Linked DNA regions of Homo sapiens: region 2 is linked to region 1. Evidence: chromatin loops called from intact Hi-C (ENCODE). Cell type or tissue: sigmoid colon. All regions are shown on one strand. Links, peaks and the distances in the headings refer to the core of each region. The heading gives the core; the rest is flanking DNA. Region 1 has its middle 24 kb from the start of CD82-AS1. Region 2 holds the start of LINC02704 (long intergenic non-protein coding RNA 2704).

What was found. Peaks named below come from ENCODE experiments on the same cell type or tissue, not always from the same donor. Only the 100,000 strongest peaks of a DNase experiment are listed, where the experiment ranks them.
Region 2: a loop joins it to region 1, with 4 times the contacts of the local background. A loop is called at or near these places in 12 of 110 quality-filtered maps.

What each region holds. Positions count from the first base shown.
Region 1 is chr11:44,621,627-44,637,957 of GRCh38, reverse strand. It overlaps the pseudogene RPL34P22. Among named protein-coding and RNA genes, the nearest start is that of CD82-AS1, 24 kb to the right of the region's middle. RefSeq lists enhancers at 2,050-2,838, 9,496-9,555. In sigmoid colon, for the core only: no CTCF peak of the experiment used is centred there; a DNase peak (open chromatin) is centred at 9,817.
Region 2 is chr11:44,694,554-44,710,884 of GRCh38, reverse strand. LINC02704 (long intergenic non-protein coding RNA 2704) reads left to right here and starts at 9,526. Exons shown (of 3, transcript XR_931234.3): 1 at 9,526-9,628; 2 at 14,572-14,664. RefSeq lists enhancers at 1,392-1,686, 1,335-2,534 and a silencer at 1,392-1,686. In sigmoid colon, for the core only: no CTCF peak of the experiment used is centred there; DNase peaks (open chromatin) are centred at 7,754 and 10,095.

The sequences.
Region 1 (16,331 bases), core at 5,361-13,360:
GCTGCTTTTATGATCTTTTTCTTTAAAGTATAATTTCTCTTTAATTGACATATAATAAGTGTACATATTTATGGAGAACAATGTGATGTTGTGATACATGTAAACATTGTGTGATGATCAAATCAGGGTAATTAACAAATCCATCACCATTTATCATTTCTTTGTGGTGAGAACATTCAAAATCCTCTCTTCTAGCTATTTTGAAATATACAATACGTTATTGTTAACTATAGTCACCCTATTGTGCAACAGAACACTAGAACTTACTTCTCCTAACTGTAACTTTGTACCCATTGACCAATCTCTTCTCATTCATCCCTCCTCCCTACCCTCCCCAGCCTCTAATAACCACTATTCTACTCTACTTCTATGAGATCAACTTTTTTAGAGTTCACTTATGGATGACAACCTCTCTTTCTTAATTCTGCTGCTTCACTTTAACGTGTATAGTGGTGGATTTCCTTTTATTTTTAGTGTTTAGAAATTACTGAGTTTTCTGGGTCTAAGGTTGGATGTCTTTTGACAATTCTTAAAAACTGTCAGTTACCATCTCTTCAAATATTGCCTCTTCCCCATACTTTCCCTCTTCTCTTTCTAGTATTCTGACTGAACATGTCAGATCTCTATCCTCCACATCTTTTACTTTTCTTTTCTACTTTCCAACTCTTTTTCACTTTGAACTATATTCAGGATAATTTCTGCAGTTTCGCCTTATATTTTACTAATTCTGTCTCCACAGGTATGTACTCTTATTTGACCATACATACTTTGAATTCTGCCATTTCAATGACTGTATTTCCCAGTTCTAGAAGTTTCATTTGGCAGGGTGTGATGGCTCATGCCTGTAATCCCAGCACTTTGGGAGGCTGAGGCAGGTGGATCACCTGCGGTCAGGAATTCGAGACTAGCCTGGCCAACATGGTGAAACGCCATCTCTGCTAAAAATACAAAAAATTAGCCAGGCCTGGTGGCAGGCGCCTGTAATCCCAGCTACTCAGGAGGCTGAGGCTGGAGAATCATTTGAGCCCTGGAGGCAGAGGTTGCAGTGAGCCAAGATAGGGCCATTGCACTCCAGCCTGGACAACAAAAGCGAAACTCCATCTGAAAAAAATAAATAAATAAAAGTTTCATTTGATTAATTTCCAAATCCATTTTGTTGTACAAGCTCTGGTTACTTGTTCATATTTTCAAGCTTCTCTTATTTTTGAAACATCCTATATTTTGCATCCAATTTCAATGTCACACGTCTTTTCTGGTCTGATTCTCCTGTCTGTTGTTTATGCTGACTCTCATTCCTGGTATTTCATTTCTTTGTGTGTTTTATAATTTTTCTATTGAGACCTCTTATTTCCTGGAACATTATCTGTAGGAGTCTTTACAATTACATCCCTCCAGAGAGAGTTTATATTTGATCCTGCACATCATGTTTGAGCATTACCAACCTGGGACTACATGAAACTGAAATCTCTACTGGAAGTTTACTGATGCACATAGGTAGCACCAATTCAGGTGCAAAGGCACATCAGGGCTGGCTTATGCTTCTGCATTCTCATTGTAGACATTTTTCCTCTTCCACAGGATGTCATGCTTAAGATGGATACATTTCCTTGCTTCCCCTCTGTGCAGTGGAGTTACTTATGCTTTTTTTTTTTTTTTTTTTTAGGTGGTGTTTCGCTCTTGTCACCCAGGCTGGAGTGCAATGGCTTGATCTCGACTCTCTGCAAACTCCACCTCCCGGGCTCAAGCAATTCTCCTGCCTCAGCCTCCCGAATAGCTGGAATTACAGGCGTGTACCACCACCACACCCAGCTAATTTTTTTTTTTTGTATATTTATTAGAGACGGGGTTTCACTATGTTGATCAGGCTGGTCTCGAACTCCTGACTTCAGGTGATCCACCCACCTCAGCCTCCCAAAGTGCTGGGATTACAGGTGTGAGCCACCACACCCGGCTGGAGTTATTTATTCTTTACCCTTACACTAGGAATTGAGTTCTGTAAGATCCCAATTTCATGAGGAATTCTCTTATAGACCCTCCACCTTGAGCAAGCCACATAACTCTTACTACTATTATGTGATTTTTGGTGGTGGTGATGTGTGTAGGTGTGGGTTTTGTGAAGCACCTGGCAAGACTAATGTTCTGAGGGACACCCTTGAAGTGTTGGTTCATTGGCACCTGCTGGGGCAGCCCAGGTGATCTTCCAGAGATCAGACAGAGATCTTGGGCAGGGCAGATTACAGCAGACCCTGCTGCCTTCTGATCTCCCTGGAGGAATGGGAGGAAGGCTTTCCTCCTCCCAATGCCAAGCCAACCAACCTTCAGCATTCTGAATTCTGGGGCTCCAGACCCCAGGTGCTGGGGGATAGAGATTGATGGCCTGGTTGTATTTCAAGGTTGTTCCTGAATAAAACCTCCATTCAGGTATTTATTTGGGAAGAAGAGAGAAGAGCCAGTGCTGGGAGTTGGGATTGCGCCTTTGGCCACAATGAGGAGGAAAAATCGCTGCAATCAAAGTGAGGAGGAGTGCTTAGAATTTCCACGGGCAGCAAGGTCCAAGGCCCACTCCCACGTGGCCCCCCACACCGCGGGATGGCTGCTGTGATCCCAGGAAATGGGTGTTGACCTCACAGCTTGACAGCATTGGTGAAAAGTCCTTGTCTTTCAGCTAACCCTGACAGCAAAGGACCAGCCATTTAGTTTTGAAATGGACCTTGAGGAATTCGGAGTGAACACCCCACAGGCAACCGAGATGGACTGAAGGTCCCCTTGTAAGTGGAGCAGGGGCTTGCGGTGCATGGTGTCTTTGAAGCCTCACACCCGCTCACTCGCCCCCGGAGGCAGGTCCTATTATCATCCGAGATGAAGCTGAAAGAGATAAAGTCCCTTGTCCAGGGCCACCCTGCTGGTGAGGGGAAGAGCCTCAGTGTGCATTGGGGTACGTCTGGCTGGGTCTCCAGGACTATAACTGCTCGAGCTGAGCAGCCTCCAGCTGGGGAAGCATCAGACCAGATCCCACCCACCAGGAAGCCTGGGGTGGGGGGAGGATCTTCATGTTGGTCCCAGGGCACAGCCCCTCCCCCACCCAGGATGTGTCATTCTCACAGGGGCAGCCAGGGGTGAAGGGTAAGCCGGCCGGGGGCGGGGTGGGACCAGGGAGGGTGACGTCACCGCCGGGCTTAGTAATGCTTTGGCAGAGCCTGAAGCTCCCACCTTGGGAGGGAGGGGAAGGAGGAGGGGCATCGCTGGAGCCAGCATCCAGGAGGCTGCCAAGTCGGTGATCAGGGACGGGCACCCTGCCAGGAGCACCCCAGACCAGGCCTCCTGGGAAGGGGGGGACTCTGGGAGAGGAGAGACACTCTTGGTGTGCTGGGAGGGGACCCTGCAAAGCGGTGTCTGTATCAGATTGAGTGCAGAGTGATCCTCGGACTGTCTGTCCATCTGACTGGCAAGGCTGGCGGCCAGCCATCCCCTGATCAATGCCCAACTGTCTGACCGCCTGACCGTTGAGTCCCGTCACTGGCAGATGGACTGCCTGACTGATTTACATGACTGATGCTTGGAGGAGCCATGAAGGATGGGCCAAATCTCTGTCCACATCCGTGAGACCCTGGGCTACCCTCTGAACCTGATGCCACCTCTTATAAACACCCAGGGTCAAGCGAAAGAAGAGAGAAAATTAGCATCTACTGAGGTTTATCAAATACCCAGCCTTGGGCCAGATGCTGGAGGGACACAGCCAAATCTGACAGGGACCCGCCCTCAGGAGCCCACATTCTAGTAGGGGAGACAGAGTCACAGCCGTAATGACAGAAACCAGTGCATTAGATAAGCAAAATCAGGCGAAAGGGAAAACAGCTTTATTCTTGTCACCCAACATTTTTATTTTTTATTTTTTTTTACTTTTTATGATTCCTTCTCCGGTGGAAGTTCATCCCCCCATTCCTGGATGAAAACTCGGGCAGCCCCACAAGTTTTCTGCCCCCGGTTAGGTGATAAAAATTCTTAGGTCACTTTAAATTGCAAATACAGAGTCAGGTTGGCATTAAAAGTGTCTGGTCCGAGGTAGTAACTGCATCTTTGAACTTGGTTCAAAGCTAACCCTTCTTTCTGCCCTTGCTGCCCTCTGCAGGCAGCAAGCTGGAGAAGGGGCTTGGACCTACTTTGCCCCTGCACATGCCCTTGCTCCATGCCCCTCTTCCCGCATGTTGCTACAGACTGAGCACCCCTAATTCAAAAATTCAAAATCTGAAATGCTCCAAAATTCAAAACTTTTTGAGTACCCATGGCATGACACTACGAGTGTAGAATATTCCACCTAACCTCTGCTTTCTGATGGTTCAATATGCACAAACTTGGTTTCATGCACAAAGTTATTTCAAATAGTGTAGAAATTACCTCCAGACTATGTGTGGAAGATGCATATGAAACATAAATAAATTTTGTGTTTAAGGCTTGGGTCCCATTCCCAAGATATCCTATCATGTATCTGTAAATATTCCCAAATCCAAAAATATCCCAGATCTTGTCCGGGCACGGCGGCTAATGCCTGTAATCCCAGCACTTCGGGAAGCTGAGGTGGGTGGATCACTTGAGGCTAGGAGTTCGAGATCAGCCTGGCCAACATGGTGAAACCCCATCTTTACTAAAAAACACAAAAATTAGCCGAGCGTGATGGCGTATGCCTGTAATCCCAGCTACTTGGGAGGCTGAGGCTGGAGAATCACTTGAACCTGGGAGGTGGAGGTTGCAGTGAGTTGAGAATGTGCCGCTGCACGCCAGCCTGGGCAACAATAGTGAAACTCTGTCTAAAATATATATATATATATATATCCCAAATCTAAAACACTTCTGGTCCAGACATTTTGGATAAGGGACACTCACTCTGTATTTGCAGTTCCGGGGCTGCCAGGGCATAGCCCAGAAGGGAGAGGAGTCGGGAAGGAAAGGTTTTGTCTCACCGGTCCTGTTGTGGGATGGCTTCTGCTCACAGGGCCCGGCAGGGGGCAGGGCTGACTCTGTGGATTCTTCTGGACGCCTCCTTCCTGTCCCGGGAGGCTTTGGCTGCACTTCCCACACCGTGGGCCAGGGGCATCCTGTAGGTGGCTGCTGCCCGCTCTAACCCTGGCTTTCCATGCCCACCCCACACTCATGCTCTGCTGTAGCCCTTCCCAGATTTACTTGTCCACATAATTCTGAAGAGGAGGAGGAGGAAGAGCTGTGTTTTGTCAAAGTTCTTGGCAGACCAGGCCCATGTTTGAACCCCAGAAAATATACTTGTTTTCTGCACTCTGTTGAACTCTGGGGAATCCCAGCCAATCCCACCTCAGATCTATCTTCTGTTTATTCCTAGCAGATAGCAGCCCCTTGCTGGCCTTTTTAGATTTTCCTGGTGGGAGCCAACTTTGTCTAGGCTTCTGCATCCCCAACTCACTGGAGACACACGTTACCATCTTCTCATAATCCACTGGGACGCTCTAACCAAGCCATGAGAGGGGCAGGCATTTCCAAAACAGCCCCTCATAGGGGCTGGAAATCTAAGCATCCCCAGATCTCCCTCCAAAGAAATCCTTTTGACCAAACGTCTCCTTCTCTCTAGTCACTTGAGCTTCTGATACCCTCAACAGTCGGGCCATTAGCCTGTTCTCGGCCCAAGCTTCCACCATGGCTCTTATTCCATGATAGGACCCCTCATTTCCCCCCAGCTGCATTCCTTCCCCAGGGTCCCCAAGCCCAGGAAATACAGGCTTCAGCATACTCAGCGGCTCAAGCTGTATCTTGGCGTCTTTGCTGACTCTTGCAGTCTAACCCCAGTGTGCCCTTTTGCTCTGGATTTGCCCATCTCACACCTCTCAGCCTTGGCACTTGCTGTGTCCCCTGCCTTCTCTCTCCTCCAGGGCCTGGCGAATGTGGCTCACCTTTGGCTGTCCAGGGTGGCTCTCGGTCTCCTGATTGCAAATCCTTCCTGTCTCCCAAAATAGCCTGAACTCTAAGGTTGTGGAAGTGCTGCCCTCTCCGGAGCTCTGGGGAGGCTCCCTGGGTCCTACAGATCTGAGTTTCATCTGACAACACATATATGGGCACGCTGGAACTCACCCATTCATTTGCTGAGCACCTATTACATGCCAGGCACTGAGCTAGGCACTCAGGATACAGTAGTAAAGAATCAATAACATCCCTGTACACACTCAGGAGCCCCCACAGCATATATGTGGACACACACACACACACGCACACATGCACACGCACACAGACATAAACAAAGACCCCAGTTTACAACAGGTTTCCTGGGGGCTGGACTTCATAAGGCCTAAGTTCATAGTCAATATGTAACAATAAAATGTCCCTCTTGGCCAGGCGAAGTGGCTCATGCCTGTAATCCTAGCACTTTGGGAGGCCAAGGCGGGCAGATCACCTGAGGTCGGGAGTTCAAGACCAGCTTGATCAATATGGAGAAACCTCGTCTCTACTAAAAATACAAAATTAGCTTGGCATGGTGGTGCATGCCTGTAATCCCAGCTGCTCGGGAGGCTGAGGCAGGAGAATCGCTTGAACCTGGGAGGTGGAGGTTGCAGTGAGCCGAGATCGTGCCATTGCACTCCAGCCTGGGCAACAATAGTGAAACTCTGTCTCAAAAAAAAAAAAAAAAAAAAAAAAAGTCCCTCTTGCTGCCTTCTCTCCCCGCGCCTGTGCTGGGCCGAAAACAGGAAAATGGCCCGCCTGTGCTCAGGAGGTGGGAGGCAGTGAGATGGGCATTGTATGTTCCAAATGGCCTCACTGAGTTCTAGTCCTAATACCTGCCATGCGACTCCAGACTGGCCACCCCTCCTCTGGATCATGATAGAAATGGCAGATGCTGCTGACCATCATCGACCCCTCTTTCTTCTCCTTCCCCCAGCCCTTCTAGGCTGGGGCAGCTCTCCTTCCAGAGCGTAAGGTGCCACCTCCAGGCAAGGCCCACTGGGCTAATCCCAGGCCTGAGGTTTTGTCCTGACTGGGCCTCCTTTAGAAAGTGCTGCCCCCCATTTCCTCCTAAGCAGAGTGGACAGAGGACATCATGCTCAGGGTGTCCTTTCCCCCAGGGGCATCCTGATTCATAGGACCCTTGTCACACACTGGGGCTGCAGCCACCTTCCTCCAACTTCTAGAGGTGGTCATTGTGAGGTTGGAGGCTGGAGCCCCATCCTTTTGGGCCACTGGTGGCAACACCCCTCCACCTCTCCTCTTCCTTCCCTGGAAGACTGGCACCCATCCTCGACACTGCCTCCATGCCTCCTCCTTCAGGAAGCCTGCCAGGTCTCTCTTCTATCTCAGACTGGAGGAACCCCGGCCCAACCCTCTGAGACATGTAAGCAGTATATTCACTTTTCTCCTCTCCAAGCTTTGCTCTAAGCCAGCACTTCTCAAACTGCCCGTGTATCTGAATCAACCGAGGTACTTTTAAAAGCCCAGATTTCCGGCCAGGTGTGGTGGGTTACACCTGTAATCCCAGCACTTTGGGAGGCCGAGGTGGGCGGATCACCTGAGGTCGGGAGTTCAAGACCAGCCTGACCAACATGGAGAAACCCCATCTCTACTAAAAATACAAAATTAGCCTCGCGTGGTGGTGCATGCTTGTAATCCTAGCTACTCAAGAGGCTGAGGCAGGAGAATTGCTTGAACCTGGAGGTTGTGGCGGAGGTTGTGGTGAGCTGAGATGGTGCCATTGCCCTCCAGCCTGGGCAAGAACTGGGCAAGAAGAGCGAAACTCTGTCTCAAAATAAAATAAAAAAAAAGCCCTGATTTCCAGAGCACCCCCGCCCCGACCCAAAGAACAAGAATCTCCAGGGCTGGGGCCCCAGAATCTGGATTTCTAGCAGAAGGCACAGATGATTATTAGGTCAGACAAGTACGGGACTCCTCTCTAAAAGAACTCAATGTTGCCTGAGTTCTCTTCTGCATCCCATTATTTCATTCTGCTACTGACAATGGGGCCCGTTATATTCATTCATTCATTTATCCAACAAATATGCATTAAATGCTCATTATATGCCAGGCACATGCTCCAAGCTGGGGACAGGGCAAGGAATGAACCAGAAGCCCTCCCTGCCCTCGAGGAACTTAGGGTTCAGCAGAGAAGACACAGACTTCAACCAGCAATGATCATTGACTATCAGGAGAGCGCCTTTTGGGGGGAAAATGCCCATTGGGCATGGAGAGCTTGCTCCACATCCACAGAATTTCTTTCTTTTTTGTAATTACTCAAAAAGGCTTCATTTTGTTTTTCTTTAGCTTTCTGAACTAAACACGCTGTGCTTGTTGTGCCTTCAACACTTTCCCAACAATTTCCTGCTCCACCATAAGGAAAGCACATCGACTCCTTTCCCAGACACATTCAGCACGTGCGGGACCACCATGGGCCTTGCTGATGTGTGTTTTCATTTTAGACAACCTCATAAGAACTGCGGATTCTGCCTGGGCACACACCACATGCAGATTTCAGTGCCTTCCAGACCATCTTGGCATAAAAGTAAACAATTCTATTGCCAGGGACTCAGGACACCGAATTTTGTTAGAGGCTGTATCATAGGAAAGCCTACAACGGTGTGTTACACGCTGGGCCATGCTGACTGCCTAAACTCCAGACATCTTTTAAAAACCTGACAGCTTTTCTAAGCCTGAACCTGTGCTAAATCACTTAGTCCTGGAAACAACCCTATGTGGTTGGGACCATTATTATGCTCATTTCCCAGAGGAGGGACTAAAAGAGAGGGCAGAGTCTGGATTTGAACCCTTGGACCAGGCATTTGCACAGGGGAGGCCCTCCCCACAGAGAGGGCGGCAGGAGGGCAAGGCCACCTCTGTCATTGGGGCCATGGTCTGGGGAGCTCCCTGAAGGCAGATCTGAGGGAGGAGAAGGAGTTAGGTGGAAGAAAAAAGGGAGATTGTTCCAGGAACCAGAGGAGCACAGCTCATTGATGATGGAGATATGGCAGAGGAGTTTAGGGCACTAGGAGACCCCAGGGGTCAGCAACTTCATCCAGGGCATCAAGCAAGCCAGTGTGGAGCATGACCTGACCTGCAGCCCATGAATCGGGCAGGGCGTCTGTGCATTTGCGGGTATGACCCACCCTGAGAAAGGAGGCTGGTAGCCACGAGGCTGAGCCCCTGGACTGGGAGTCAGGGTTGCTGAGTCCAAACCTTTTGTGGTCACTCACTCACCCTGACCCTGGGCAAGTTACTTAACCTCGCTAAGAATTCAGGTCTTAGGGTTATTGTGGGAATAGCTAAGATCATGTGTGCAAATTGCTGAACACTTAATAAATTCATATTGGTGTCTGTGTGGTTATGTGGCTCTGAGAATATTTCTGTTCAGTTTCAAGATGAGGAGACGGAGGTCCAGAGAGGCAGGTGATTGGTCTAAGGTTTCTCAGCCAGTAAGGGCCTCCAGGGCAGGGATATTTCCAGCACCCAACTTGCCCCAGGGGAAGGCAACCATGTGTGATTGCAGGATAGTGGGTTCCCTCAGTGCCTAAAAGACCCCCAGGCCTCTCAGCCTTTCACCTCTGTATCCTCCTGCTCCCACACACCGGTGAGGGCTCCATGCAGCTAGACTCTGGTCAGGACATCTGGGTGGGGGCCTGCTTCCAGTCTGAAAGAGGAACCCTGGGTCAGGGGTGGGCTCTGGGACCCTTGAGAGACCTGTGGCTAAGCCCCAACTCCAGAGACGTGATGGCCCTGGGAGGAGAAGACAGCCTGGGTGGACTCTCCCTGAATTTCCCATTTGTAAACAGTGCAGCCGGGGAGGGGTAGGGCCCAGTGCCCAGTGCCTGGTGGTGGAAGATGGCAGAGGTCCAGCAGCTAAGCAGAGGGGCGGGTGGGGATGAGCGATGGCTGTGGCTGTCAGCTGCGGACACAAGCGAAGCAGGCTGGAGCCTGTGGCTATTTCTCCTCCCTCCAGGACATGCGACCTCCTTGGCCAGCTCACAGCATTACCCAGAGCTTGAGCCTGAGCACCATGCCCAGCCCAGGAGCCAGCCAGCTCTGAGAGTCAGAGGACATTTTCCAACAGCCCCACTAGCCTTTCTCCTCTCCACATTCCAGCCCCCTACCTGCCAGACACAGAGCCCAGGGGAAGTTTCAAAATCCCTTTTTTAAAAAAGCCACAGCTGTGGTGATAGAGCAAGAAGAGACCCTGTCTGAATTCAGCCAAACCTAGAGTTGAATCTTGTTTTGGTCACTTATAGTTAAGTGACCTCAAGGTGGCCACTTCACCTCTCTGGAACCTCAGAGTTTTTTCGGCTGTAAAGTGGGGATAATCCCAATGACCCTTGTGTTGGTGCTACATGGGCTGAGTGAGAACACACCATAGGGACCCAGAAAATGTGTCATGAAAGACAGAACACTCTGAAATTAGCACATAGCAGGCCCTCTGTAAATATTTACTGATTAAATAGCAGGTGGGATCAAAAAGAAATAAATTATCCCTTCATCTGTGTCTTTTGTCTTTCCCTCCAGAAGCCCAAGGGAATTAGAGGCATTGACTGGGGGTGAGAGAAGAACAGGGTGAGACAGGGCATAATTCTTGGGGACGGAAGGCTGAGAACATTCTTAATGATGTCAGCTCCCGTGTGCAGAATACATTACAGTCTCTCAAGTGATGCTGATTCTCTCTGACATTAAGGCTCCTCTGGAAGGGAGATTCAGACACCGAGCCCATGAAGACAGATTTTAGGTTCTCATCTGATCTCTGTCTCTTACTGTTCAGCAACCTTAGACCAGACTCATGTCTCCTCTGAGCCTCTGTTTTCTTATCTATAAAGTGTGCATCCAAATACCAACTCTCAGGGCTATTGTGAGGATTAAATGAGTCAGGGGACTCATGCAATGTATGTCAAGTGCTTAGTGCTGGGCCTGGTGTCCAATAGGCCTTCAGCAAATGGTAGCTGTCATTATGATTACCTATCCTATCAGTTAGCTATTGCTGTGTAATAAACTAACCCCAAATTTAGGGCCCGAAACAACCACCATTTGTTTAGCTCATGATTCTGTGTGTGTGTCAGCCATTTAGGTTGGGCTCAGCTAGGTGGCTCATCTGGTCTTCTCTTGCGTCTGAAGTTGGCTGCAGGTAGGGTGGTGGTTCTGCTTCTGGGGGTAAGTTGGCTGTCATCTGGGATGATGGAGTACTGACCCACTTGCCTCTCATGCTCCAGCAGGCTAATTTGGGCTTCTTCATGAGGCAGTGGCAGGTTTTGAGAGAGTGAGGCAGAGAGAGAGAAGAAGTGGGGAGAAGTGTGCAAAACTCCTTGAGACTTAGGATTATAATTGACACACTGTGTTTTCCCCCACATTCCATTAGCCAAAGAAGGTCACACGACCAGCCATCAGAGAGGTGCTAGCTGTATAGTCATGTTGCAGAGAGCATAGATACAGGGAGGGGAATACATGTGACTATTTTTGCAAACAATGACCACATGCAACTAATTAGGGGACATCTGAGACAGAACCAAGTCCCTCAATTCCCAGTGCCATGACTCCCACCCTAGATGCTCACTCTGCCCTGTGACACTGGCAGGAAAGCTGGTTGCTCTCCCACGTGGCTTTCCCACTCCATTCTCCATTCCCCAGTCCCAGCCAGGCTGCCACCTTCACATTCCTTTTCTGAAGGAGATGGAAACCAGACTCCATATGGGACCAGGCACAGGCATCCCACACATGGAGTCATGGGGGTCTGATGACCTGCATCCCCCATAGACCGATGCAGGATGGAGTCCTTGCCCTGCTCAGTCCTCAGAGGAAGGAAATACACACAGCCCACCTGGACAACCCCTCTGCCCCAGCTGTCTGTTAAATAAACTCATTAAGCAATCCCTGACGAGGCATTTTAGATCATCACAAGCTACAGATAGTTTCCGTTGGCCTCTTGGAAAAGGTTTTCCTGACCACATAGACAGGAGGCCCAGATCAGTTCCCCTTGTGGGTAGGGGGTGCCTGGTTCTCATTTGCATTCACACTGTGATTGGTTCCCGTGCATCCTCTTGAACTCTGGGCCAGTCAGCCCATGGGACTGGATTCATTCCTCCATGTCCTGGTGGAGTGGCAGCCTCCACAGTGCCCCGGGCAATGAGGACATCAAGGGACAACAGCCAGCCTGGGGACCGGCTTGTCTTACCTTGTGCACTTCCTGGCAGGTAGAGACAGGGCCTTGATCACCTTTGCTGTCCTCTCTGTCCCTGACATGGGGCGCTTTTTCTGCTGTTTTTGTGTTTTTTTCCCTGTGCCTCCCCCACAACTGGACTGTCAGCTCCACAAACTTGTTTACCTTGGTGACCCCTGATTCCTTCCACAGTGCCTGGCATAGAGTGGGTGCCTGATAAATCCTTATTGCATAGATTGATGGAGGAAAAGTTGGGTTTAGTGGACTTGTGCCTCCTTAGAAAAGGCCTACTCCTCTCCTCTTTTTATGAACCAGGGGTCTTCATTCCCATTGGCCTTGAGAACTATTGGAAAGCACACAGAGTCACAGGCCCCAGGGGCCAACCCCAGTTTCTTCAGTCACTGTGACTCTGGACCTGAAGGTGGATTTGTGAATCCAATGTGAATGACTCCTGGATTGTGTAGTTGGTCAGGGCTATGGCAAACAGCTTAGCTTTTCCAAGTTTTGGTTTCCACACTGTAAAGGGGTGGGGGGAGCAAGTGTGTCTACACTGTTGGGGTGTCAGGGTTAAAGCTTAATACTAAATCCTTGGTGGCTGCTGTGACGATGATGATGATTGGGAAGGAGACAGGGTCCCATGGCTGCTGGGGTCCACCATGCCCTCCGCAGTGGCTGCCTGCACTTTCCTCTTGCTGCCCTGCTCCCTCTTTGCCTGCTGCGAGTCCTACCTCACCCCAAAGGGTCAGCCCTGCTCATCTTCCTAGCTCCCCCAGCTGCAGTCCTGCTCATAGCATTATTCTTACTCCCACTCTGTTCCTCCCCTCTGTGGGCTCCCTTGGGTTTAGAGCCTGCCCCTCTGGGGAAGGGCCTTGATATGGTTGGGCTCTGTGTCCCCACCCAAATCTCATCTTGAATTGTACTCCCATAATTCCCATGTGTTGTGGGAGGGATCCAGTGGGAGATAAGTGAATCATGGGGCGGTTTCTCCCACACTGTTCTTGTGGTAGTGAATAAGTCACAGGAGATCTGATGGTTTTATGAGGGGTAACCCCTTTTGCTTGGCTCTCATTCTGTCTTCTCTTGTCTACCACCATGTGAGACGTGCGTTTTGCCTTCTTCCATTATTATGAGGCCTCCCCAGCTACGTGGAACTGTGAGTCCATTAAAACCCTTTCTTTTGTAAATTGCCCAGTCTTGGGTATGTCTTTATCAGCAGGGTGAAAATGGACTAATACAGGCCTCTCTCCTTCCATTTTACCAGACCCCCACTGACCCACCAAGTGGGTTCCTCGACAGCTTCCCCATGGAAAGAACTCAGACACCACCCCAAGCGCCTGAGTCCTCTATGAACCAGGACCAAGAGGATTGGGTGCTGGGATCACAGGGCCCCTGTCACCCTGGAAGCCCCAAGCTGGGCTCACCCAGGTGTGTGATGCAAGGGCAGAGGATGGACCCCTCCACTCCTATCAGCTGCCACTAACATCCCTTCCCGCCCACTCAGTCCTCCAAGAGGCTGCTGGAGACTCTCCAGCTCTCTCCTTCCACTCCCCACCTCCACACAGCCCCTCTGCACTCCCAGCTGTTCTGGCTGGCCGCCCCTCTGCCCCCAGCATCCTGCAGGAAGCCCACTCCTATCCCAGGGGCTACTGCTTAAAGCATCTGAGGTCACTTGGGGAGAGGCACTTGGCTCTGGGCCTGACATTCCCCTTGCTCAGAAGGCAGGTGCTGGGGAAATGATGTCAGATGGGACAGCTGGGGGCCGGGGTGCTCACAGCTCAGATGTCCTCTAATGGCCCTCCTACCTGCTCACCTTCCCACTAGGCAAGAGGCTGAGTACAGGTCTTACCTGCCCCAGCCCCAGCCCCTTGGGCCAATCAGCCATCCCTGCCCCGGAGGCACCAAGGCCCAAAGTCCTCCCGTGGGCCTCATTCCTACTCAGGGAAGGTATCCCCCAGAGGATGGGAAACCTCCCCTTGAAGCTGGGGCCAGTCCTGGAATGGGCTGCTTGGGGAATGAGCTCACTGTGTACGTGACCGCATTTGGCTCCCACAACAGCACTGGGAGTGAGGAATGAGAGTCCCCATTTTCCCGATAAGACTAAGAGAGGTGAAGTTGCACAGCCTGTCACGTCCAGTGGCAGCTGCTCTGATTCTATTTGATTTCAGTTGGGAAGGGGATTGCCAGGGCAATGGCTGATTCCTGCACTGTGGCAGGGGCGATGAGCACTTCCTCCTACTTTCCTGTTTGTTCGACGCGCTGTTCATTCTACTTCCTTCCACAGGAAGGGGCCTTGGATGGGCCCCAGGGATCCCACAGCAGCACTTGGCTCAGACTGTGCTGTCAGCAGTCGGCAGTGTGTGCTGGTACGTACCTGTGTACGTGTGGCAGGGTGTGCTGTGTGCATGCGTGTGCTGTGTGTGCACGTGTGTCCTGGTGCATCAGTTGTGTGCAAGAGTCTCTACACTCATCAGAATGCAGGTGCCATGTGGGCAGGGGGTTTGTGTGTGTTCACTGCTGTGTTCCTAAGATCCTAGAACTGTGCTTCACAAATAGTCTGTGCCATTAAGTATTCATGGGATGAATGAATGAATAAATGAATAAACCTTAGCCTACAGCCTCTAAAGACCCCAGAGAACAGCCAGACATTTGCCCCGAGGCAGCGTAGCAACCTGGGTCTCTGTCCTTCTGCAGGGGAGAAAGGCGATGGGAGCGCTGGCCCAGGAGATGCCTGTTGGCTAGATGCTCCAGCGTCACCAGTGTGCCCCTCCACCCGGCTGCTCTCAGCCTGGGGGACCTGCTCACCTGGAAGATCATCTGGGGCAGAGGCTGGAGGCAGCTCTGCTAGGAGACAGGATGGTGATCAGCGGCAGAGGGGGCTCTGCAGTGTAGGCCCGGGAAGGCCAGGCAGGAAGACACTTGGCTTTCCCTGTTCACTACGGGCCACCCATGGCTTAGTCTCAGGGAAGAAGAGCTAGGGTTCCTCCCAGCTGGGAATGGACTGAGCCCTCAGGGGCCTTCAGGGCCTCGAGTGTGTGCGTGTGAGAGAGTGCATGCATGTATGTGCACATGTATCAGGCTGCCATTCACCAGTACTCACCCAGCCAGCCATACCAGTTATTATGAATAAAATGGAGAAATATTTCCACACCAGTTGAAAATTCCCCCCCAGCTCAATCTCTCAGAGCTCCTGCACCTCCCGCCAATCCATACGTAAGGATCCCATTCCAGCTCAGGCCTGACTTCCATACCTATTGGTCAGTGGCCATGCCAATCAGTGCCCCCCAAAGTCCAGCTCCCTGAACACATCCTAGGCACTGTCTCTAACCTCCCACGGGAGCCCAAAGAGCAACCCTTTGCTCCAGCCATTCTTCCTGGCTGCCCCAGGGAGCTGTGGGTGGGCACTGCCAAGGAGCACCCTTGTACTCTCCTCCACATGGTACCCATGTGCCAGTCCTTTGGGCCTGTCAGGGCCCTTGGCAGGAGAGATGGCAGCCCACAGAGGGCCCAGGGAGGGCAGCTGGAAGGTGTGGAAGCCCCAGATGGGCATGGGACAGATTAGTGGCTGCAGGGACGATTCTGAGTGTTAGACATGGGTCTATGTTCCCTCCCTCCCAAAACCTCACAGGCTGGGAGTAAGTGGGTTGCTGAAACTGGGTGCTCCCCAGGAGGTTGAAATGAGGAACCCAGCAGGCTCAGAGCTCACAGTGACCAGATTTCACAAAAGCGAGGGTCAGAGCCTCACACTACACACGTCCTGGGGCTGTTCTGGGAAATCTGGAAGGGCAGGAGCCAGTGGAGCCAGGAGGATGGTCTTTGAAGTCAGATACGTGGGGTTCAAATCCTGGCTCTGGCCCCTTCCAGCTGTGAGCTCTGGGCAGGATGGACGTGTCAGAGGAAGCAGCCCACCCCTTCGCTAACTTCTGACGTTTTCTCAGTCCTCTATTTTGCAAACAGCTTTGAGCCCACCCTCAGCCTGCCAGGCCCCGTGTCGCACAGGAAGATGGAGATGCAGCTGGACTCAAACTCAGGTCCCCTTGCTCCCAGTGAGAAAGCATTTATGAAAAGACACCCAACAGCTCTCTGCTACCCTTCCTGAGGGTGGAAGCTGTGGGGGGCCAGGGAAGTCAGGCCAGGTGGAACCATCGACATTTTCCTCTCCTGCCCCCATCCCAGAGGGAGGCGACCAAGGCCACAGAGG
Region 2 (16,331 bases), core at 4,518-12,517, 74 kb before region 1:
AGGAGCAGAGGGTGCTGGAAATATTGACCTCCTTGTGTCTGAGGCATCAAAAATATCCCCCAGAGGACAGGGTAACAGTTGAGCCTCAGAGGGTAAACAGGGAGAGGAGAAAGAGCTGGCTGGTATTCAAAGCAAATGACACAATTTGTGCAAAGGCACTAGGGTTGGGGACAGGGTGATGGGAAATGTGAGCTCCAAGAGGGTTGTAGCCCTGATGCCTAATTCCGTGTCTGGCAGAGTAGATGCTAAACAAATGCTGAGGGAGGGAGGGAATGAATGGATGAATGGTCTACAAGAGATGCTCAGTGATGGCTGGGAGCACAGGGGGACACGGATGGGCAGAGAGCGAAGAGCTGGGAAGATGCGTCTGGGCAGGTTTCATTAAAGACTCATCCACCCAAGCTGAAGAGTTAGAACTTCATGACTTAGCCAACTAGAGATTTGTTTGTTCCTTCCTTTGTTTTTCTTTCAGAGAAATAACACTCTGGCAGCTGTTTTGAAGATGAACATAAGTTCGAACTTGTAAATTTTACAAGTTCAGGACTAAACTCTTCATCTTCCCCACCTCCCCCCAGAACCTGCAAGAAGCAGGAAGATCCATGGCCTCATCTTTCCAGTTGATTGCAACTCCATCCTTCCAGTGCTCTGGCCAAAAGCCCTGGCGCCATCCCTGACTCATCTTTCTCTCACCCCCTACATTTGATCTGTCAGGAAATCCTGTTAGCTGCACTTGCAAAATGCGCCTGGAATCCAGCCATTTCTCGCCACCTCCTCTGCCACCATCTTCCTCCAAAACACCCTCATCTCTCCCCTGGGCTATTGCAACAGCCCCTCACTTTCAACTCTCATGCTTTCACTGCCTCCTCCTGCCTCCCCTGCTGCAGGTGTATCTCCTCTTATACACTACTCAGAGTGAGCCTGTTAAAATGTTGGTCACGTCACTTCATTCTTCAGCTTGAAACTCTGCGATGGCAGTGTCTCATGCTGAGTCAAAGTCAAAGTCTATGCAAGGTGCAAGGGCCCTGCATGATCCACCTGCTAGCTGCCCCCATCTCCTCTCTGATTTTCTCTCCTACTACACTCGGTCCCCAGGCACATGGAACAGTGAGTCCATTAAACTTCTTTTTTATTTTTTAAATAAATTACCCAGTCTCAGGTATATCTTTATCAGCAGCATGAAAACAGACTAATACAAGCAAGCCCCTAGGGTTTGGCCTACTGTTGAATGTCGAGGCAGGTTCTTGGAGGGGCCCTGAGTGCTCTCCTGGCCTCTGGGACACTCACTCCCAGGTTAAGAATCTTATTCTGTCAGAGGGAAGTTGGAAAGCTAAGCAGTCATCTTTCCCAGACTCCTTTGCAGCTAGGATCTGGGCTATGAATGAGGTTCTATAGGTAAACATGCCCCCATGAGGTGGGGAAGGAGGAAGAGAGGTGGTAGCCACCGAGCTGCAGCTGGAGCGGCCCTAGCATCTGCTCACCAGGTTCACAGGTATGTGGCAATTCCAGTGGCAGCAGCAGCTTCCGCACATCTGAGTCATATCAACAGGCATGACCTTCCAAACCAAAGTCCAGGGGCTGCCCCTGACTGCCCTTCTCCAGCCCTCCCACAGTTTTGCAACCATCTAATTTTCAGTTTTAATTCATTTGCTGCTTAAAATTCATACAGTGCTTTCCATTTCCAGCATTGAATCCTTACAGCCAGTCCTGCTGCATCCTCTGGGCTCCCTGACCCCTCTCCCTGGCCACATCCTCTCCCTTCTCCCCCTCCACAGTCTGAATAATTCCTTCTGGCTGGAGGTGTGGGTGGAGATCATTCTTTATCCATCTACCCACACGCAATCCCCAGATCTATCATCCAGGTACCTGAGTACTTCCTGCCCTTTTGAAACTTCAAGTCTGGAGTCCCTCCCTTTCTGTTCTCAGCTATCTCTGTGCCCCTCTGGGCAGGAAGTCGCATCGTCTGCATGGGTTTGTTCTGAAGGTCCTGGAAGGATTCTCCCCAGCATTCCCATTCTCTAGACTGACCTTTTTCAAAAGCATGTTCTGTGCAAGGGGTGTGAATGGGATTCTTGGAAAACAGAACTCTACCAAGCAGGAAGCTGGTAGTGACTCAACGTTAAAGGGGCTTCTTTATAGCAGGACTTCTCAGAGCCTTTACTGTGGTAAGATAAACTGTGAAACCCCAAGAGGGATATCAGAGCACAGTGCTTGGCACAGCACTTCACACGTAGTGGTCTCTAAATTAACCACAGTCTTTGGTGACCAATTCGTGATTTTGATTCTCAATTGGGTTTAGCTTGGGTGGGATGAAGTGACACTTTTCTGTGTGCTTGAGAGTGGACAAAGCACAAGCTTTCCCTCTGGACAGGTCTGAGTGCAGATCACAGTTCCGCCGCTTACTGTGGAAAACTGACCTCGCCACTCTGAACCTCAGTTTCTTCTTCAGGGACAGGATACCTACCGCTCAGGAGGACTGAGTGGGTGAATGAAATGAAGTACACAGTGGTGCTGGATACACAGTAGCTAAGAGGGTGACCGTCGTCTGGAACCACAGCTCCTCTAATCACAGTCCAGCCCTCCGAGTTCAGCCAGGCTGACACAGTGAGGAGAGCGTGGGTGGGCCTGGCAGGCTGTGCAGGGAATCCCGAGGGACCCTTCTCCTGAATTCCAGTCGTGCCGGCGGGGCTCTTGGGTTTCAATACACAACATCACAGAGCTGCTCTGCTACCCGGACAAATTCCTATAATGGAAGGACTCAGAGATTCCCAAAGCCAATTTTCCACTCATGCTGCTGCTTCAGGTGGAAGGAGGCAGGGCCCCAGCTGGGGACTGGAGGACAAAACGGAAACAGGCTGATGTCACAAAGTAATAGTACAAACTAAGACCTATGACTACTCACTATGGGCCAGATACTGCTCTAGGCATTTTGCATTTTCTCATTTAATCCTCACAGCAAGCCAAAGAGGTAGGCGCTATTATCATTTCCGATGTGTAGGGGAGGAAGTTGAGGCTCACAGCCTCCCCTGGCAGCCTCCTCTGTGGTCTGCTGCCCCTGACTCTGAGCAAGCCCTGCCTCTCCCTGAGTCCATGATTGCTCCCACTAAATGTCCACCCCTTGGCCTTGGTTCCATGCTCGGAGTCCTCCTTGCTTCCCATGGCAATGTGGGAGGCCAAGTGGTTTCAGATTCCAGGGGTCTTGTCCCATCCAAAATTTCAGGGCCAAGGCAGCTTGAAACAGCCCAGAGAACTTGAACTTTGGAGTAGAAAGATGAGGCCTGAGTCTCAGAACCCCATTCATATGCTGTATAATGTGAGACAGGTCACTCCACTTCTCAGGGCCTTGGGGTATGACTAGGGACTGCCTTTGTCACTGGGGTGCCACACTGGTGTAGAGGCAGGTAACAAAAAGCCCAACTCAAAGTGGCCTAAAAAGCAACGAATTTCCATTTTCTCATATAAATAAAAGTCCAGAACTAGGGTGGGTAATTCACAGTTCAGCAGAGGCATCGAGGACCCAGGTACCTTTCATCTTTCTGTGTATCCATGTTTGCTTGCCTCATGGTGGCAAAATGGCTGCAGCAGCTCCAGGCAGAGCATACTCAAACAACAATGTTCATAGGCCTTCAAAGAGTGGGACTCTTCCCTTTGTTTTTTTTCTTTCAGACTGGGTCTCACTTTGTCACTCAGGCTGGGGTGCAGTGGTGCCATCATAGCTCACTGCAGCCTCAGTCTCCTAGGCTCAAATGCTTCTCCCACTTCCTAGCCTCCCAAGTAGCTGGGACTACAGGCATGCGCCACCATGCTGGACTGATTTTTTTAATTTTTAGTAGAAACAGGGTCTTCCTATGTTACTCAGGCTGGCCTCAAACTCCTGAGTTCAAGAAGTCCTCCTGCCTCGGCCTCCCAAAGCATAGGGATTACAGGCATGAGTCACCACATCCAACCTGCTTCTTTATAAGAGAGAGGAAAACCTCATTAGTACTGCCTTTGTACCTCATTGGCCAGATTTGCACACGCAGCCTGGCATCATGCTTGGTGTCTGAGCTTGCTAGAGCTGCTCTGACCAAGTCCCACAGCCTGGCTGGCTTAAACAACAGACATTTCCATCGTCACAGATCTGGAGGCCAGAAGTCTGAGATCAAGGTGTGAGCAGGGTTTGTTTCTTCTGCTGCCTCTCTCCTTGGCTTGTAGACAGTTGTCTCCATGCCATGCTTTCACACAGTCTTTCCTCTGTGCGGGTCCATGTCCCAGTCTCTTCTTCTAAGAACATAAGTCATATCGGATAAGGACCCATCCTAGTGGACTCATTTTAATGTATTATCTCTTTAAAGACCTTAACTCCAAATACAGTCAAATTCAGAGGTACTGGAGGTTAAGACTTCAGCATGAATTTGGGGAGGAGAGAATTCAGCCCCTCACACCTAGTAATAGCTCAATAAACATGAGCTATTAGTATTTGTGTTGGCATTTGAATTCACATTTATGTTTTTTAATTGTTGCATTCTCTGCCACTACAATGGAAATGGACTTATTTATTTATGAGATGGAATCTCACTCTGTCACCCAGGCTGGAGTGCAGTGGCACGACCTTGGCTCACTGCAATTTCCGTCTCCCGGGTTCAAGCGATTTTCCTGCCTCAGCCTCCCAAGTAGCTGGGATTACAGGCTCGCGCCACTGTGCCTGCTAATTTTTGTATTTTTAGTAGAGATGGGGTTTTGCCATGTTGGCCAGGCTGGTCTTGAACTCCTAACCTCAGGTGATCTGCCTGCCTCAGCCTCCCAAAGTGCTGGGATTACAGGTGTGAGCCACCGTGCCCGGCTGGAAATGGACATAACTGCTCTATCTAACCAAATTGTTTAAATTCAGTGGATGGCAGCCAGGACTGATGGATGGAAGGTACCAGAGCAGTTCCTTCCCTTCAGGGCCAGGCTATATCTTTGCTCTGAGCGACAGTGGGGTAGCTTCTTTTCAGTGATTCCCAAGAACCCAGAATTCCTCCTCACCTCAGTTTCTTAGAGGGAGAAGGCAAGGAGTGGAGGAAGAGGTGCAGCCAGGCTGGACTGAAGGGTCAGAGGTGCTTTTCACGGCCTTACCCTCAATGACCAAAAGCTAGCATTCATCCAATCATTCATTCAGCAAATATTTATTGAGTGCCTTGGGGTAGGCCAGCACTATTCTGGGTACTAGTGATTCGGTGGAACAAACAATGCCTCTGTCCTTGTGTTCATAATCTATTGAGGGGGACAGACAATGAAGAAACCAAAACTGATATCATATAACGTCAGCACTGTGATGAAAAGAGAAGCGGGGTAAGGGGATAGAAAATGGGAGCGGGGGCCAGGTGCAGTGACCCATGCCTGTAATCCCAGAACTTTGGGAGGCCAAGGTGAGAGGATCACTTGGGCCCAGGAGTTCCAGACCAGCCTGGGCAACATAGCAAGACTTTGTCTCTACAGAAAATATATTTTTCTTAAAAAATTAGCCAGGCATGGTGGTGCATGCACGCCTGTAGTCCCAGCTACCCAGGAGGCTGAGATGGGAGGACCTGAGCCCAGGAGGTTGAGGCTGCAGTGAGCTGTGATTGTGCCACTGCACTCCAGCCTGGGTGACAGAGTGAGACCCTGTCTCAAAGAAAAATGAAGAAAAGAAAAGAAAAAAAGAAAAAGAAAACAGGAGGGGAAAAAACAAAGGGGGAAAATAAAGAAAATGGGAGGGGGAGTGGTATTTAAACAGGGGGACCCAGGGCCCTCTAAGAGATGACACTTGAGCAGAGGCCGCAGGAAGTGAGGAGGGAGCCCCAGCTGCAGGACTGGGCTCCAGGCTGTGGGAACTACACACACAAGAGCCCCGGGAGGACAATTCACAGCCAGAAGCCAGAGTGGCTGGAAAGGAGTGAGCAAGGAGCAAAAGACTTTGGCTTTTACTTCTAGTGGGAAGGGAAACCACTGGACAGTTTTCAAAAGGAAATGTTGGGCCAGGCGCGGTGGCTCATGCCTGTAATCCCAGCACTTTGGGATGCCAAAGCAGGTGGATCACCTGAGGTCAGGAGTTTGAGACAAGCCTGACCAACATGGGGAAACACCACCTCTGCTAAAAATACAAAAATCAGCTGGGTTTGATGGCGCATACCTGTAATCCTAGCTACTCGGGACGCTGAGGCAGGATAATCGCTTGAACCCAGGAGGCAGAGGTTGCAGTGAGCTGAGATCGTGCCATTGCACTCCAGCCTGGACAACAAGAGCAAAACTTCGTTCCCCTCCCCCCTCAAAAAAAGGAAATCTCATGGTATGATTTAGGGTGGGCAGAATGGGAGGGCTCATACTTACAGGTGCTTGTAAGAATCAAGTGAGCTCATTCATAAAAAGACTTACATGAAGAGTACCTGGCACAAAGTAAGTGCTACGTGAGATTTTCTATCATTATGATTGTTATCCTCATTTTATGGAAGAAGAAACTGAGGCTTCAAGTGGTAACTAACTAGCCCAAGATCAATCACTGGTAAGGGGTGGAGCCAGTCTGTTACCAGAGCCTGGGCTCTGCATTGCTACAGATTGGAAGTCCCACAGACCCATGTCCAAATCTTGGCCCTGCCACTCATTAGCTGTGACCTTGAATGATTAACTTCTCATGGTTCTGTTTCTGCATCTATCAAATGGAGGCATGGCTGACAACCTCTAAGATGGTCCCAGTGACCCTGCCTCCTGGTGTTCATGGCCTTTTGTAATCCTCTCCACTGAGTCACTAACTTACTTCTAATCAATAGAATACAGCAATGTTGAGGATGTTACTTTGTATCTGCTTACGTTACAAAAGATTGTGAGTTCCACCTTGCTAGCAGACTCTACCACCTTCTGCTTGTGGACTTTGAAAAAGCAAGTGTGTGTGGGGGAGAGGCCCACGTGATGAAGAGTTAACAGCAGCCTCTGGCCACAGCCCAGAGATAACTGAATTCTGCCAACAACCACTGACTAAGCTGAGAAAGAGATCTTTTCCCATTCAAGCCTTCAGATGAGACCACAGCCCTTGCAGACGACTTGATTGCAGCCTTGTGAGAGACACTGAAGTAGAGGACCCTGTTAAGTCATGCCCAGGTTTCTCACCCACAGAAGTTGTGAGACAATAAATGAGTGCTGTCTTAAGCTACTAAGCTTTGGGGTGATTTGTTACACAGCAATAGATAACTAATACAGGGGTGATACTTGTGCCTGCAACTGACAGTCACTGGGGACAAACACAGTGTTTTGTGTAAAGTACGTAGCTCCATGCCTGGCCCCAAGTGAGTTCTGAATAAATGGTAGCTGTTTTAATTTTAATAATTAAGCCCTCCCAGAGGGCAGATGACAAGTCTGCTCTACCTGGACTCTGAGCCTGAACAATGCCTAGGGTTTGCTAAGATCTAGGTCCAGAAAGGCCAGGCTCAAACAGTTTGCTCTGAGGACAGGAACATCCCTGGGCCTTTCGCTTTGCTCCCCACATTCCAGGGCCTCTTAGTCATCCTGATGTCCATGTCATGGCAGATCCCATGTTTTGCACCCCAGTTTCACCCTTAGAGGGGCCCCAAAACTGGTGCTGCACCCTCCTTCCCATTTCCTGGCCACCTCTGGAAGGCCCCAGATTACCCCTCCCAGTCCAGGAGAGGAAGAGGTTGAAGGACGGGAAGAGGACACAGCCCAGCCAGAGGCTAGGAGTTGGGCTCGGCCAGGCCTCTCCTTCAAAGGCAGCCTCTCGATGTTGGAGGCATCCAGACAGCAAGCAGGCCCCAGGCACTGGCCCTGGCTACAGAGTTTCATCCTCAAAGCCAGAGCTGTCTCCTGCATAGCTGTTGGCATGGGACCCATCCCCACCCCACCTCCCCACCCCCCCACACACTGTGAGTCATCGACTCCATTAAGGCCTATGGCCATGACCATTTCTCTTGGAGATTAGCAGCCAGGCCCCCCCAACCCCTGCCTAGGGCCTGCCACTCTCTCAAAGGCAGGACACACCATAGCCAGGCACCTGGACTGTCCTCTGGCCTCCACCAGCACACACCCTGGGCATGCGATGGGGTCTCTTGGTGTCCTGCTCTCTCTCTCTGTCACATTGCCGTGTTGTCTAGCTCTCCCTCATCTCTCTGCTGTTTCTATCTCTGTTTCTTTCTCTCTCTCCCTCCCTCCCTGCCTCACCCCCACATCTCTCTTTCCCTGCCACTACTTCGATACTGCTATTACTGCATCACTCTCACTCTGCCCCCTCTCTTCAGGGAGACTTCCTCCCTACACCTCCCACTCCCTAAAGCTGCCTGTGCTTCCCTGTGTGACTCCTGAGCCTACCCCTCAGCCATCTCCACTGCCCATCTCCACTGCCATCTCCACTGCCCAAGTGCCATCTCCCCCGAGAAGCCCACTCTCAGTTCTTCCTCCTCCCTTACCCCAAACAGAATGCAGTCTCTCTCTACCTTTGGTCATATGATTTGTGGGTAGGATATCCATCCACTCCACTGCCTCATCTACTCCCATGCTAGCTCTGCCAGCCTCAAGGGCAGTGGCAAACACCAACCTGGCTCAGGTAGGTGTTCAGGAAACCTTGAAAAGGGAAAGAGAGACAGGGAAGAGAGAAGAGACACAGATAAGAAAGTAAAGATGCCAGATGAACTTATTGAGCACCTAGTGTATGCCAGGCACTGTTCTGGGTGCTGAAGAATTATCAGCTACCTCAGGTAGCAGGGGAAATGGATGTGAGTATGAAATTGTCGTTGTCATAAGTATCATAGAAAGAGAAGACCAGGGCTGTGGGAGGCCATGGGCCATGTTCCTTACACTGGATTTTGTGGGGGTGTTTGAGAAGGCTTCCCGGAGAATGTTGTTTCTAAGCTGGGACCTGAAGAATGAGTCAGGAAGGTGAAGAGGAAAGGTAGATGCAGTGGAAAGAAGGAGAAGAGGAAAGGTAGATGTGGTGGGCAGAAGGAACAGAGAATGGAAGGCTCAGAGGCAGGGAGGCAGGAGGAGTAGATGGATGGATGAGTGGGTGGGGGAACGAAGGTTTGGATGGATTCGGGGAGGACTGATCCAATGGGCAGGTGGGTCATTGCACAACCTGCTTGGCCAACTGCAGGGTCAGAGCAGCAGGCAGAGGGGAGGGTCCTGGGTCATGTCCTTGTCCTCTGTGTGGCCCTTTGATCATCTCCCAGGCAGACACTGATGACCCCTGTCCACCCCCTCAGCCACACAGCCCAGACCCTCTGGCCTCAGCCCCTTCTGATCCTCTCCTGGGGGTCCTGGAGATAGGGTTATTTGTAGATGATAACCTCCCTGCCCCACATCCCCTACCCCCCGACTCAGACACTTGCCTTTCTCTGGCCACTTCCTTCTATTCTTCTGCCCTGTGTGTGGAGGGGGAGGCAGCAGCCCTGGCTCCAGAGAAGCCTGCCCCTCCTTTCTTTCCTCCTTATCTCTCTCCTGGCCATGTTTCCTGCCCAAGGAGACAGAAATAAAAACGCAGGCCCTCCTGCAAGTGTTAGTGATTCTGGGAGCAGGGCTGTCAGGGTCTCCAGGGCAGGGGCCCCCATTCAGCCTGTTCCCATTGCCAGTGTGAGATGCCCAGATGTGGGGCACCCAGGCCTGGGATGCCCAGGCATGGAGTATCCAGGTATGTTGAATGCCCAGGCATGGGGCATCTACATGTGGGGTATCCAGGTGTAGGGGCTCCAGGTGTAGGGCTGGGGTGGAGATGATGGCGTATGGCATGGCTAAGAGCATGAGATTTGTCTGTGCCTGGCTCTGCATCCCTGGATGAGCCACAGTCTCCCTCAGTCTTGGTTTTCCCATCTGTGAAATAGGGCCCGTGGCAATGCACATCTCCCAGGGCTAGTGTGGGAATTAAGGGAGACGCTGGAAGTCACAACATGACTGAGGAGGTTTCACTTCTTTTATTAAGGCCAGACAGTTCCTTGAGGAGCGCTGTAGGGAGAGAAAGAGGGTGCTGGCCAGGCCTGCAGGACCTCTTGCAGGGCAGGGTGGGGGTGGGCTGGAGGGTGCATCTCCAACCTGCTGAGCTCAGGTCTGGCGCTCCCTCCCCTGGGCCTGGGGATTGCTGGGGAACACATGCCTCTGGCATCCTGCCTCTGGCTTCCAGGAAGGACTCGGCTCCAGGCTGCCTCCTCCTCCCTCCACTCCCACCCCTAACAGCCCCAGCATACACACACACACACACACACACACACACACACACACACAGCAGAGATGGAAGGATCTCCCTCCTACCATCCTCTTACAGAGAGTGGGGGAAAGGTCCACGGAGACCCCCAATCTCTACCCCTGGCTTGCACTAGGAGCCTGACATACCCCTTCCTAGCTAGGTGGCTCAGAGAGGACTAATGACCTTCTCGATTACTTTACAGAAGACCAGGAAGACTGGCATCAAAGGAGAGAGACTCAAATAGGGGGTTTCAGGCAGCAGGGGCATTTCTGAGTACTCACTGAGCATTTCTCCCTTGATGTCCTTCTCTCTCAATTTATTCATTCAACAAATGTTTTCAAGCAGGTACTATGTGCCACACACAGTGTGGCTACGGAAGAGACCAAAAATAGGACAGATCCTGGCTCTATTTTAGGAAACAGAAAACTAGCAGGTCAAGTTACCAATGATGGCTGTTGCAACAGGAATAAGTAGAGAGCTTGGATGGGAAATAAGGAGGTGACAGCTACTGTAGACAGGGAGGTCAGGCAGGCTCTCTCAAGAGGGGACATTTAGCAGGAGCCCCAGCCATACTTAAAGCCGAGGGTGACTGTTCCGGGCAGACGAAGTAGCAGTGGAGATGCAGTGTTGGGGAAAGAGTTCAGATTCAAAATGTCTTCACCCAGATCCCAGGTCTGCTTGAATTTGTTTCTCCTCCAGCCGTTACCTGTTTTCCAAGGTCATTCGAGGCTCCTCCTCACCCTGGACCCACAGCCTGTTTGTTGTGAGGCTGCTAATTCTGCCTCTGAAAGGGCTCTGCTGTCTTGCTCCCACCCACATCCCTGGCCTGGATTGTGGAGACGCACGCTCACTGGAGGCACACCCTTGCCTCACCCTCCCAGTTCACTCTCCTCCCTGCTCCCAGGGATTGTTCTAAAACCAACACCTTCATGGAGCTACTCCGCTCAAAAACCTCCCATGGCTCCCCATTGCCTACCCAGCCCAACCACACTGCTTGACCGTGCCTCTCTGGTTTCACAATCACAGCACAGCCTGCTTGTCCAGACCTATGTCCCCACCACCACCCCCTGCCTCTCACAGACCCTGAACCTTTCATGCTGCCTTGTCCTCCATGCCTTTGCTCATGCAGTTCCCCCGCCTGGAATGCCATTCCCTCGCTCCTCCACCATCTCTACCCCAGGCTTAGCTGTGGTGCTCTTGCTCTCTGCTCACTCCTCTGCTGCATATCCCAGCATGCCATATGTTCCTCTGTCTGAATCTGCGCCATGCTGTATAGACAGGGGGGTCTATGCATTGGCAACCCCCAGCTGGGATGCCTTTCTCATATTTGGGTCCCCAGTGCCACTGCAGGCCCAATGGACACGCGGGAAGGAAGTATAGCAGACTGCGTGGACTTAAGACAACTTCCGGTGAGGGTCCTGGCTCAGCCATTTCACCTCATCTGTAAAAAGGGGATAATGTTAGTACCTCTTATATCAGATTGTTGAGATGATTAAACGACACATTCAGTTGAGTGGCACTGCCCCCAGGGATGATTTGGAAATGAATGGGGGGCATTTTCGATTGTCACAAAGATAAGGTCAGGTGGGGAGTACCACTAAACTGAGCAGGTGGTGGGTCTGGGAAGGCAGGTGATTAGTTAAGAGGGAGATGGTCTTTGGGAGGCCGAGGTGGGTGGATCACCTGAGGTCAGGAGTTTGAGACCAGCCTGGCCAACATGGTGAAACCCCCGTCTCTACGAAAAACACAAAAATTAGCCTGGCATGTTGGCACGCACCTGTAGTCCCAGCTACTCAGGAGGCAGAGAATCGCTTGAACCCAGGAGGCAGATCATCGCTTGAACCCAGGAGGCGGAGGTTGCAGTGAGCTGAGATCGCACCACTGCACTCCAGTCTGGGTGAGTGAGACTGTCTCAAAAAAAAAAAAAAAAGTGGGATCATGCAGCCCAGTGAGGAACTGTCCCCACAAGCCACGTGACTTTCACACGCCCTGCTGGACATTCATGTAGGGAAGAAAATATGTTTATCATTATGTGAGTCTAGACTTTAGCTCTGCTTTACATGTAAATATAAAGCATTTTTCCACACTTTGAATATATACTGAATTTTCAAGGATGCAACTAAAGACAAAAACAAGAGAAGAGAACTCTATATTTAGTTTTATTCAGAACATGCCAAGAACTGCTCACAATTTTGGAAACGTGCATCTGACAGTGACATGATTAGAACGTTGGCTTCTCGGCTCAGTGCCCCACGTTCCTGTACATCTGTAGCTGTCCCCTTGATGGTGGTCCTGCGCAGGCTGCAAGCCCCTGACTGCTTCCTATGTCTTCCAGAGCAGCTGGGCCTGAGTGCTTACTTGTTCAAGTACAGTTTTTATTTTACGGGACATTCTTTATATTTCCTATTTATGTTACAGATAGGACATTGTATATGGTTATTTTTAAAAATCGTGCCTGTAGGTAGGTTACAACATCCATGGGGTTTATTTCAGAATATTAATGGGAATGTTATGCACCATCCACATAGAAAGAAGGTGTCAGGCATGTGAGGATCTGGAAGCAGGGTTGCAGAGTATTTATGAAGTGGTGAGAATTTAGACACTATTGCTAGGGACTTAACACACATTTGATGGGTGAGTGAATGAATGGATACAGGTTGGTGAAAGAAGCTCTCTAATGCCCCTTTTATTACCACTCACAGGTGAGCTAATGCTTGGGACTGCCTGGAACTATCTGCTCCCGGTTCTAGGACCTTCTATGAAGCGAGCTAAGCACAAGCCTTTCTTGGCTCCAGCAGCCAGTTGGCTTCTTGCTGGGTTGGGAAGCTGCTCAGGGCAACTTCATCCCTGCTTTGGAGGCCCACCTGGATATGAAGGCCCAGCCAGGATTAGATCCAGGCGGCTCTGGGATTTTTGCAACATTCGATAATAGGAGTGGAATTCCCGCCCAGGCCTGGTCAGGAGTGAGAGGAAGGGACAGTGTGATTCTAGGTGTCATATTCCTGCCTGCTGGGAATCAAAATCATCACATTTGCTTCAAGTTTATTTCATTTACATATTTTCTCGTTATAAGTAATACATGCTTGCTGCCCAAAGAACTCTAATTGGAGTAGGCGTGTGGACTTCTCTGTTCCATCTCCTGTTTCTTACTAACATAGAGAGCAAGTGCTTTCTTTGAACTGTTACTGATTTATAAATGACTTACCGTCATTTATTTGTTTTCAATTTGTTAAAAACTTTTCTCATGGAACGAACCTATGCATATGGTTAAAAAATAATAAAAAGTAAGTTTCTCTGTTCTCCTAAACACTCCAAGTTTGTTTTTCATTGTTATTTATTTAAAAAAAATTTTTAAGTGACAGGGTCTTGCCATGTTGTCCAGGCTGGACTTGAATTCCTGGGCTCAAGCAGTCCTCCTCCCACCTCAGCCTCCCAGGTAGCTGGGACCTCAGGCACGCATCACTGTGCCCAGCTTGTGTGTTTTTTTTTTTTTTTTTCACACTAAATCATAGAAAATACATTTCTGGCTGAGCTTGGTGGCTCACGCCTGTAGTCCCAGCATTTTGGGAGGCCGAGGCAGGAGGATTGCCTGAGCCCAGGAGTTTGAAACCTGCCTGGGCAACATCAAAAGACCTTGTCTCTAAAAAAAAAAAATACAAAAATTAGCCAGGCATGGTAGCACTCGCCTGTAGTCCCAGCTACTCGAGAGGCTGAGATGAGAGTATTGCTTGAGCCCAGGAGGTTGAGGCTGCAGTGAGCTATGATCATGCTACTACACTCCAACCTGGGTGACAGAGAGGGACCTTGTCTCAAAATCAATCAATCAATTAATTTAAAAAATACATTTCTGTTTCTTCATTTATCCACTCTAGGCACTGTCTACTAGTGACTCTCCATAAAAGGTGAGGAAATTAACAATCAGTCCCGAATGTTTGTTGACTATGTGATTTTATTTCATATTGGGAAGATTAACAACATTTACATTCTATTTTATTTCTATAACTATGATTGGTTGTCCAAAGTGACAGCTAATAACCAGCATTTTTGGTAACAGTGAATACTTACAAAGTCCTTAGCCATATCCTGGTGTTGTTCAGAGCACTTCACTCAGAGGCTAACTTGTTTAATCTTCACAACAACTCCAGGAGACAGCAACTGTTATTAACCCCATTATGTAGATGAGGAAACTGAGACATGGAAAAGTTAAGGAATTTGCTCAAGAAAGCTCAGCTTATACATGGCAGAGTGGGGACTGGAACCTCGGCCGGTCCCAGGGTCTGCGTTCTTAATCACCACATTGTACTACCTCTCTGGGACTATTTCAATATTACATTTTTCTGAAGCATGGCCGCACCCCTTAGATGACTTGAGCCTCTCTTCTTCCCGTGTTGCAGGTGGAGAAACATGGGGCTAAATGATGATCTTGAAAAGGGCCCTCACTCGTGAGCCTTCGCCATGTGCCAGTCACTATGCTGAGCACCTTGCAGGTGAGAACGTGATTAACCTCACGGTAAGCTCCCACGTGGGGCCCATTGCCATCCTCTTTTGCGGACGAGGTCACCGAGGGACACAGACTTTAAGTAATCAGAAGGGGAGAAGCCGGGTCTCACACCTGGGTTCATCTGGCTTCATGGAGCAGGCCCTGAATTAGGAGTCAGGCTATGAGCCATCACTCACTGTAGGCCCTGGGACAGGGAATCTAACCTGTCTGGGCTCTGGGTTCCCCAACGTAAGGGTTAAGCCAGTCCCACAGGGCCACCTGGCTCTAGGACTCTACGGCTCTGCTTGACCCCGCTTTGCTGGGTAAACACATGCCAGTCTCTCACTAGCCAGCCTTGGAAGCTTCAGCTCTGAGAGGGGGATAATAATGACCCTCCACATAAAACCATGGGAAGACTAAATGAGATGACCTGGGTCATGCCCTGAGGACATGATAATAATGAGGAGGAGGAGCAGGAGGAGTCAAACAGCAGGACCCTGTCCACCCCAGCCTGCTGCCCTGCCCTCTACGAGTCCCCCAGAGACAGCCTCCTTTCCCCACTCCTTCAGCTGAGGTGGGGCTGGAGATTCCAGCCTGTGGCTCCAGACCGTGGGAGGAAGTGAGAATGTCCTTTCTCATCAACTCTTGTTCTTCCAGGAGCTTCAGGTCCAGGCCTTGGGGGTCAGCAGGGCAAGCCTGAGCCCTGTGGTGCTGTGGGAAGACTTGGTTCAAGTGACACTGAGCCTGGGACAAAGTGCGGTTGATGGCTCTTGTTTTCCCTGGCCCTTCAGATTGCCTTTGGGAAACCACCCAACCCTCACTCCCCTCCACCCACGTGCATTGCATGGGGCTAATTCTACCCCAGGCCCTGACTCCAAGTATGATCACCTGATCCAGACCTGGCCAATCAGCCTGTTCTGTCCCCCAGGCCACAGTGATTTGTTTAGGGATGATCATGTGACCTACAGAAAGCTTCAGGATAGTGGCTTCCTTGGGTAGGGGAGGCTGATGGTCAGACAGGGAAGAAGCCCACAGACAGATGCAAGTGCTGGTTAATGTTCTGATTCTTGTGTTGGATGACCAGGTCTTGGGTGTTTATTTATATAAATAAACAGAGGAGAACCGTTTATGAACCTATGGCAAGAGGATGGCGTGAATAAGGGATCATGATTAATAGAATTCAGAGACAAAGGGAGAGAAAACAAACAAAAAACACCTCTGGAACTTGTTGGAGCTCTTGGAAAAGAAAAGCTGTGAGTGGATGTTCAAGAGGGTAACCTAGGGCCTCATGCATTGGGGCATTCAGAAGTTTCGTACTGGATCAAAAACAACGAATGAAGCCTGCAGTGCAGAGAAAACATTGTGATATGAGGGTAAGTAGGAAACACATCTAGACAGCAGCCCTGGCCCTAGGTCACACTGCAACACTGTAAGCATTATATCCCAGTGGGGACAAGGACTGAGGGGTCAGGGAGAACGAGGACAGTTAATTTACAGAGAAGCCCAGCTGGTGGGGGATTGTGATTTGGTTTCGTTTTCCATTAACGTGGTTTGTGCGGCGCAGGTATGCAAAGGCGGCCCCACGTGAGTGAAGCACGCACCGTGTGCACCACTCAGCATCGTCACACATCCTGACATCCTGACAGGAGTCCTGTGGGCCTTTTGTGATGCCCA